Linked DNA regions of Homo sapiens: regions 1 and 2 are each linked to region 3. Evidence: chromatin contacts called from ENCODE Hi-C or POLR2A ChIA-PET data. All regions are on one chromosome and are shown on one strand. Each heading gives the region's core, a stretch centred on a gene start or an enhancer-like site at or near the end of the contact. The rest is flanking DNA. Distances are from core to core; before and after follow the strand shown.

Region 1 (2,958 bases), core at 17-2,516, 120 kb after region 3:
CAAGAGTGAAACTCTGTTTCAAAAAAAAAAATTTCTTTCATAGCCCTTAGTACTCTCTGACCTTAGCTTATTTTATTATAGATCTCTGCCATTCAAATGTAAGTTCCCTGAGGGCAGGGGCCTTGTCTGTCCTATTAGTCCTGTGTCCTCAGCACCTAATAGGGTCTGGCTGTTAAGAGGTGCTTAATAAATATCTGTAGTCATTGAGTAGGGTGTTGTTGAATCAGCTCTTATTTCTTGGGTGCTGAGCACTTAAAACATTATCTCATTTAATTTACTCAACATATATTTGAGCACCTACTGTGTGCCAGGCACTATTTGAGGTGATGGTGAAACAACAGGAAACAAAATAGACAATAATACCTGCCCTCAGTGAGTGTATTTTCACCATATAGTAGAGAACAGATTCACTGATACTATTTTGACAAAGAAGGAAACTGAGAGTCAGAGACGTCAGGCAACTTGCCCAAGGTCACACAGCTGTTAATTTCACCCTGACACCTGGCTCTTCTCCACTCTCCTGTAGATGTTGAATTTTGCCCAGAGATGGGCTTAGGTGGTTATGGATCTCAATTTCTGCAATTGTTTCCCTGAAGGACCAAACTTGTCTTTCTAGGAGTCAGACACAGGGCAGTGGGAACAGGTGAGTCCCATGACCTCAGAGTCCCTGCCCCTCCCACCCTTAGTTCCCCGACTCTGTGACAATGGCTCACACCTGGGGTGTTGCAGATTTGAGCCACAGATCCCAGTCACCCCCACTGTCTTATCGGCATGTGACATTCCCAAGTGGCTGGGGCGTGCAGGCTGGGCAAAGAATGCAGCCTGAACAAAAATAAACCTGTTACATTCCTTGGCAGCCCCCTGCCCCTTCCTGCTCTCCAGCCATCCATCCTCACAGCAGAGTCTGCCAGGGAAGGCAGAGAGAGGGCGAACAGGGTGGAGGAAGTCAGTGTTGCTACCCGGAGAGAGGGAGAGGAAAAGAGAGAGAGAGAGAGAGAGAGAGAGAGGAGAGGAGAGGGAAGAGAAAGAGAGAGAGAGAGATCACCTTATATGGGAACGTGTGCAGACAATATGTGGCAATGGCTTAAAGGGCAGCAGAGGTCAGATACCAGACAGATGGAAGAAATTAAACATGGGACAGAGCTTGTCCCTGAGCCCTGAAAACAGCTCTTGTTTCACAGCAAGTTCGCACAAAGCCTGGCCCATTTTCCTTTTTTGCCTAAGCCCTGCAAGATGTGTGTCCTAACCTCTCCGTGACTCTGAGTCAGGCCTCTCGACTCCGATTCTGTGGCTTGGCAGCGGTCTCAATCCTTTAAGGTCATTTATTTGACGAACAAAATTCCTCGTTGCAAATAAAAAGGAAAAGGCCAGGCCTATTTCTCAAGAGTTTCCAATATCTCTCCAAAGCACACAGATTAGTAGTTAATGAGTAAATAATCCTTCATTTCTCATGCATTCATTCAACAAAGATTGAGGACCTGTTACGCCTCAGGCACTGAGCCAGGGGCTGGAAAGATGGCAATGGTGACGATGATGATGACAATTAGCATTTGTTGATTTGCACTCATTTGATAAATATTTCAACAATTAATAATTTACTTTGCGCCTTTTATGATCCAGTCATTGATGATACAGAACATTGATCTACATCATCTGGTTCCTGCCCTTGTGGAGTTTACAAGGAAGGCGAGGGATATTGAACACATGATCCCATTGAGTCCTCACAATAGTTCTTTGAGTTAGTTTACTATTATCATCCCCATTTAACACAGAGTTTTCCAACCTCTGCACTATGGATATTTTGGGCTGGATAATCTTTGTCTTGGAGGGGCTGCTCTGTGCATTGTAGGATATTTAGCAGTGTCCCTGGCCTTCTACCCAACTAGGTGCCAGCTGCAACCATTCCCCTCCCCCTAGTTGTGACAACCAAAAAAATCTCCAGACATTGCAAACTGTCCCGGAGGAAACAAAATTGTTCCCAGTTAAGAATCACTGATTCCACGGATGAGGAAATAGAGGGTCAGGGCGGGCTAAGACATTTCCTAAAGGTCATACCGCTGGTGGGTAGGACTCACACCCTGGTCTACCCAAAGCCCATGGTCCTTACCACTGCAATGTGAAACTGTATTTCCTTGACAACAGATGATTTTGAGTTTGGATGGTTGTAGACTTCATTATCTCATCCTACAAAATGGAAGTTATCTGTGTTAATTTGGATCCTCTGGGAAGCAGATGCCAGGACAGGCTCAGACTTGCAGGGGATTTATCAAGGGAATCCCTGTGAAAGATAAAGGGCGGACGTCTTCAGACTGGGATACTGGGCTAACACCTGGGGAAAGAGACGGGGAAGGAAAGAGTGAGTAGGAGGAGCTGCAGACAGCAATGCGGGTCTCAGAAAGTTTTGGCTGGACTGATGAGGGCTTCCTGAACAAAGTCACTGGTAGGATGAATCTCAGGTCAGCAGCAGTGGGGCTGTGCTACCACCCCCGCTGTGCTGTCATTGGCTAGGAGCCATCTGAGGAAATATGGCCTTGGCGTGAACTTGGTGGATCCAGAGGAATGGGAATGAGGACTGTGAGTCAACTGTGCTCTCCGTGCAGACTCTCTTTTTTTTTAAGACAAGGTCTCACTCTGTCACTCAGGCTGGAATGCAGTGCCATGATCACAGCTCACTGCAGCCTCAACCTCCTGGGTTCAAGTGATTCTCATGCCTCAGCCTCCTGAGTAGCTGGGACCACAGACGCATGCCGCCACGCCTGGCTAATTTTTGTATTTTTTAGTAGAGCCAGGGTTTCATCATGTTGGCCAGGCTGGTCTCGATCTCCTGACCTTAAGTGATCCTCAAGTGATTTCAGCCTCCCAAAGTGCTGGGATTATAGTCATGAGCCACTGCACCCGGCCGTGCAGACTCTCTAGAGGGAGATGCAAGCCGTGCACTACATGGCTGTGACATCATCA
Region 2 (2,707 bases), core at 68-2,567, 88 kb before region 3:
CTGTTATCTTTTACTTTTGCATACAAATGTATACTCCCACCAAGTTTATGTCCCTCCTGTTTCCCCATTCTCTCAATCTTGTATTTTTCTGGCACTGATAATGCCAAGCCCTTTGTTTTACTTTTTTTTTTTTTTTCTTTTTTTGAGACAGAGTTTCACTCTTGCTGCCCAGGCTGGAGTGCAATGGCACGATATCAGCTCAGCACAAACTCTGCCTCCTGGGTTCAAGTGATTCTCTTGCCTCAGCCTCCCAAGTAGTTGGGATTACAGGCAAGCGCTACCATGCCCAGCTAATTTTGAATTTTTAGTAGAGACAGCGTTTCTCCATGTTGGTCAGGCTAGTCTCGAACTCCTGACCTCAGGTGATCTGCCCGCCTCGGCCTCCAAAGTGCTGGGATTACAGGCATGAGCCAGTGTACCCGGCCACCAAGCCCTTGGTTTTCAAAAGTTCCATTATCGGCCGGGCACAGTGGCTCATGCCTGTAATCCCAACACTTTGGGAGGCTGACGGTGGGTGGATCTCTTGAGGTCAGGAGTTCAAGACCAGCCTGGCCAACATGGTGAAACCCCGTCTCTACTAAAAAAAAAATACAAAATAGCCAGGTGGGGTGGTGCACACCTGTAATTCCAGCTAATGGGAAAGCTGAGGCAGAAGAATCGCTTGAACCCAGGAGGCAGAGGTTCCAGTGGTCCAAGATTGCACCACTGCTCTCCAGCCTGGGTGACAGAGCCGAGACTTTGTCTCAAAAAAAAAAAAAAAAAAAAAAGTTCCATTATCTTTTAATATAAAAGTTGGTCACAGTTAAATCTGCCCATCTAGGTGGTTTGGTGTTAATGCTTAGGAAAGGTGGTTCCCATGGCCAGCAGCGGTGGCTCACACCTGTAATCCCAGCACTTTGGGAGGCCAAGGCAGATGAAGCACTTGAGGTCAGGAGTTTGAGACCAGCCTGGCTAACATGGTGAAACCCCATCTCTACTAAAATATACAAAAAATTAGCCGGACATTGTGGTGGGTGCCTGTAGTCACAGCTAACGGGGAGGCTGAGGCAGGAGAATGGCGTGAACCCAGGAGGCGGAGCTTGCAGTGAGCCGAGATCATTCCACTGCACTCCAGCCTGGGCGACAGAGCGACTCCGTATCAAAAAAAAAAAAAAAAAAAAAAGGAAAGGTGGTTCCCAAACCACATGGTTTCTTCTCCTTTTTCCAAAATCTTCATCTCAGTAGCAAGAATGAAAAGGTTGGCACTTCCTGGTACTGTGACTACCACTGAATCATGGGGAGTAGAGAGGAGGTGATTACAGGAAATCAGGAAGGAAATGCCAGCCCCATGAAATCAGGTCAGGCTTCAAGATCAACTGGCCTATCATGGTCTGATGGTTGAGGAGAACTCTCATTTCTCACAGTTCTTAATGTCTTAGCTATTCTGACAGTGCTCAGGGGCTCTCAAACTCAAAAACTCTCTATGCTGATTTTTGTTTTAGACTATTTTGCTCTTCTGCTTATCCGTTTTCTAGAGTAATAATTTATACCTTGGCTTTGGAAACAGAGGTATAGCTTCCAGGATTTACAGAACAACTAAAGCAATTTTTCTTTTTTGTTTTGTTTTCTTTTTTTTTTTTTTTTGCAACAGAGTCTCGCTCTGTCCCTCAGGGTGGAATGCAGTTGTGCAATCTAGGCTCATTGCAGCTTCCATCTCCTGGGTTTAGGCGATTCTCGTGCCTCAGCCACCCAAGTAGCTAGGATTACAGGCATCCACCACCACACCCGGGTAATTTTTGTATTTTTAGTGAAGATGGGATTTCACAGTGTTGGCCAGGCTGGTCTCGAACTCCTGGGCTCAAATGATCCGCCTGCCTTGGCCTCCTAAATTGCTGGGATTACAGGCATGAGCCACCATGCCCGGCCTGTACTTCAGTTTTCAAAACTAAATAGCTAGAATCCTGAGGTGGACTTTCTGAGGAGGAGGACAAATGAACCTCCTGAAGTTGCACACAAGATTTTCAATATATGTTTTTGGGGAAGAAAGTCCATAAATTTCATTAATTCTCAAAGGGACTGTGATCTAGAAATGATTAAGATCTGCTCTAGAGCCTTGCTACTCAAATTATTGACCTGGGAGCTTATTAGAAATGCAGAATAATCAGGCCCCATTTCAGACTGAACCAATCAAAACATACATTTTAACAACATCCCCAGGTAATTCCTGCACACATGAAGTTAGAGAAACATTGATCTAAGCAGTGTGCAAAATCTTAAGGCTCCCCACCCCCCGAACTTTTTTTGGGAGACAGAGTTTTACTCTGTCTCACTCTGTCACCCAGGCTGGAGCATACTGGCACGATCTGAGCTCACTGCAGCCCTGACCTCCCAGGCTCAACTGATCCTCCCACCTCAGCCTCCCGAGAAGCAGGGACTACAGGAGCACGTCAACATGCCCAGCAAATTTTCATTTTTTATTTTTTTAGAGACGGGGTCTTTCCATGTTGCCCAGGCTGGTCTCAAACTCCTGAGCTCAAGTGAACCTCGTCTCAGCCTCCCAAAGTGCTGGCATGAGCCATGGCTCCCAGCCTCACTATGCAAGTTTTTAAAACTTTTTTTGTAAAGACAAGGTCTCAATATGTTGCCCAGGCTGGTCTCAAACTCCTGGGCTCAAGTGATCCTCCTGCCATGGCCTCCCAAAATGCTAGGATTGCAGGGATAAGCCACT
Region 3 (2,877 bases), core at 134-2,633:
TGTTGGCCAGGCTGGCCTCAAATTCCTGGGCTCAAGTGATTCTCTTGCCGTAGCCTCCCGAAGTGCTAGGATAAGGCATGAGCACCACACCCAGCTGTATTTCTTTCTTTCTTTTTTTTTTTTTCTCCAGACGGAGTCTAGCTCTGTCGCCCAAGCTGGAGTGCAGTGGTGTGACCTCGACTCACTGCAACCCAGGCGGAGGCCTCCTGGGTTCAAGATTCTCCTGCCTTAGCCTCCCAAGTAGCTGGGATTATAGGCACCTGCCACCACGCCCAGCTAATTTTTGTGTTTTTAGTAGAGATGGGGTTTCACTGGGTTGGTCAGGCTGGTCTGGAACTTCTGACCTCATGATCCGCCCACCTCAGCCTCCCAAAGTGCTGAGATTACAAGCGTGAGCCACCGTGCCTGGCCACCCAGCTGTATTTCAATCTTTAAGTTTCATTCCAGCATTGTTCATAAAGTGAAAAACTGGAGTTGATCTAAATGTCCAGCAATTGGAGACATGCATGATTTTAACACACAGATAGATTTAAATGATAACCCTATAAAGTTTCAGTTTGCTCTGTATTTAAAACTACTACTCATTTCTTTCATTCATTTACTGAACATTTATTTTCAGTATAATTCCCTCATCTGGTTGGTTGAGGTTACTTTTAACCATTTAGTAAAGTTTATTCTTTAGGTATAGTAAGCAAACACATTTTTTAAAAAAAGGTACTATAATTTTATAATAAGCACTAAAAATTATTTCATACCATAACTCATAAACAGACATCAATCTGTTTGCTTATATACAATAGGTATATACATGGGTCACACTGCAATATAAGTACTTAAGAGCACAGGTTTTGGATCCTGGCTCTGCCACAATCATTAGTTGTATAATATTGTGAAAGTCTCTCTGTGCTTCAGTTCCCTTATCTATAAAATGCGGATAATTGCAGCTGCCTCATAAGGTTATTGTGAGAGTTATGTTAGTTCTACACATATAAAGCATTTAGGACAGTGCCTGGTACAAATGGAGTGCTCAGTACCAGGTTATTTGCTTGAATCACTCATGATCATGGTCGTGATTAGAGCTTCAGGGAATAAAATTTGTTAAATCTTGCTTTGCATAACTGAAGTTCATAAAAAGTCCTTTGTAAGTCTGCTTCAGTTTCAGAACCAATAACTTAATTAGGTTGTGCTCTAACAATGAAACAGGCTCCCTCATGAGGAGTGAGCCGCATTGCGGGTACACTACTATGGCTGGAAAGTGATTCGCTACATGCGCTACAGAACTGATTTCCACACTGGAGAGAGGTTGGAAGAGATCCCTCAAAGCTCCTGATCTAATAAATGATTATATGAATCATTCTGAGGTTCCTTTCAAGCTCCAAAATTCTATGACTGTTTACCAGGATATCGCATGCAGCATTAAGCAGCCAAGCCAGGAACCTGCTGTTACACTCTGAACTGAGGTGTAAACACATACTTTCACCGAAAAACAAAAATCTTTAATTTCTTCCTGTGCTCGGAATAGTGAATTTCCATAGCAGTAAACCAAGTTTGGTGACTCAAGCCTCTCAGCAATTCTGGAAAGGAAATTGTGAAAATATCGATGTTTGCCAAGAAAGTACTTCCAGTTTGCCAAAAGAGGGAGCATAGGAGCAGAAAGCATATGTTTGTCCAAGTCTCTTAAAAATACTTATTTGGGATCTGTGTTTTATTTTTTGATTTCTTTTGCAAGGATGGGGTGGGGCTAAACAATATTTACAGTCAACTTCTCTTTTTAAGATTATCTTAAGACAGTAGGGTCAAAGATAAAAAATACATAGATAACTTTTAATGATCCCTCTCCATCCCCCGAGACAAAACACTCATCCCAGGCCTGGCTGCCATACGCCAAGCAGCTCTAATTTAAACTGCTCTCATTAAAAGGAAGAGGAAGAGGAGCTAAGCCAGTATGAGTGGAGGAATAATTTACATATTTAATAAAGATACAGCTTTATTTCTCTCCTGGCTGCCATGAATTGTCTAAAAAAGAAAGATCTGTTGCATATGTAATCTACTCCTCACCTGTAGGTGAGTAACAATCAGTAACAATGACGTTACTGATAAAACCAAGTTTAAAGAAAGTTAATCATCAGGATGCTATCTTACCCGTTCCCTGGGGCTAAAGACTCCTTCATGCCAGACAAGATGAATGATGTAAGCACCTAGAATCCTTTGTAGAAACAAGTCATTTACTCACACTCATTAGTCACTAATATAGGGTAGAATGCCTGCATAAGACAAGGCTTCTATAAGACACACACCTGCATACAAAGTCATTTTTCTTTTTCTTTTTTCTTTTTTTTTTTTGAGATGGAGTTTCGCTCTTGTTGCCCAGGCTGGAGTGCAATGGAGCAATCTGGCTCGCTGCAACCTCCACCTCCCAGGTTCAAGTGATTCTCCTGCCTCAGCCTCCCGAGTAGCTGGGATTACAGGCATACACCACCACGCCTGGCTAATTTTGTATTTTTAGCAGAGATGGGATTTCTCCTTGTTGGTCAGGCTGGTCACGAACTCTTGACCTCAGGCGATCTGCCTGCCTTGGCCTCCCAAAGTGCTGAGATTACAAGCGTGAGCCACTGTGCCCAGCTACAAAGTCATTTTTCAATGCAAACTTTGACTTTGCCTTTGTAGAGACAGCTTTGACAAGTTATCAGTTTGCCATTTTTCATATTCAACTCAGAAGAATTCTGCAAATTTGTATATTTTTAGTTTCAGCAATATATTTAGTCTTTTATTTTACTCAAATTATAAAAAGTGCTCTGTATTGTGTTACCTTAAAAAGTTAAGAAACATACTTGGGGCCGGGCGCGGTGGCTTATGCCTGTAATCTCAGCACTTTGG

The links. A loop is a pair of places that touch in the nucleus more often than their neighbours do. ChIA-PET counts read pairs that join two places held with the same protein, here RNA polymerase II (POLR2A). Pooled maps may share reads with other maps.
Region 1: a loop to region 3 is called in a map of gastrocnemius medialis, with 5 times the contacts of the local background. The contact joins two enhancer-like sites. A Hi-C loop is called at or near these places in 45 of 168 maps with a recorded cell type or tissue (A673, Caco-2, Calu3 and 31 more), 6 of 37 single-sample maps with no recorded cell type and 36 of 50 pooled maps. POLR2A ChIA-PET finds 5 or more read pairs at or near these places in 7 of 52 experiments (A549, AG04449, AG04450 and 4 more).
Region 2: POLR2A ChIA-PET joins it to region 3 with 27 read pairs in PC-9. The contact joins two enhancer-like sites. POLR2A ChIA-PET finds 5 or more read pairs at or near these places in 8 of 52 experiments (AG04449, OCI-LY7, PC-9 and 5 more).

The regions. Positions count from the first base shown.
Region 1 is chr12:110,107,544-110,110,501 of GRCh38, reverse strand. No RefSeq gene overlaps it. Among named protein-coding and RNA genes, the nearest start is that of IFT81, 15 kb to the left of the region's middle. RefSeq lists enhancers at 347-938, 939-1,530. Within about 2 kb of position 1,266, at least 22 of the 41 ENCODE cell types and tissues checked have a DNase peak (open chromatin) inside an H3K27ac peak, as active enhancers do; they include IMR-90, PC-3, adrenal gland and 5 more, where a contact is called at or near this core.
Region 2 is chr12:110,311,766-110,314,472 of GRCh38, reverse strand. All of the region lies in intron 5 of ATP2A2 (ATPase sarcoplasmic/endoplasmic reticulum Ca2+ transporting 2), which reads right to left. Among named protein-coding and RNA genes, the nearest start is that of ATP2A2, 32 kb to the right of the region's middle. Within about 2 kb of position 1,317, at least 14 of the 41 ENCODE cell types and tissues checked have a DNase peak (open chromatin) inside an H3K27ac peak, as active enhancers do; they include PC-9, where a contact is called at or near this core.
Region 3 is chr12:110,223,222-110,226,098 of GRCh38, reverse strand. No RefSeq gene overlaps it. Among named protein-coding and RNA genes, the nearest start is that of ATP2A2, 57 kb to the left of the region's middle. RefSeq lists an enhancer at 1,853-2,353. Within about 2 kb of position 1,383, at least 14 of the 41 ENCODE cell types and tissues checked have a DNase peak (open chromatin) inside an H3K27ac peak, as active enhancers do; they include IMR-90, PC-3, PC-9 and 6 more, where a contact is called at or near this core.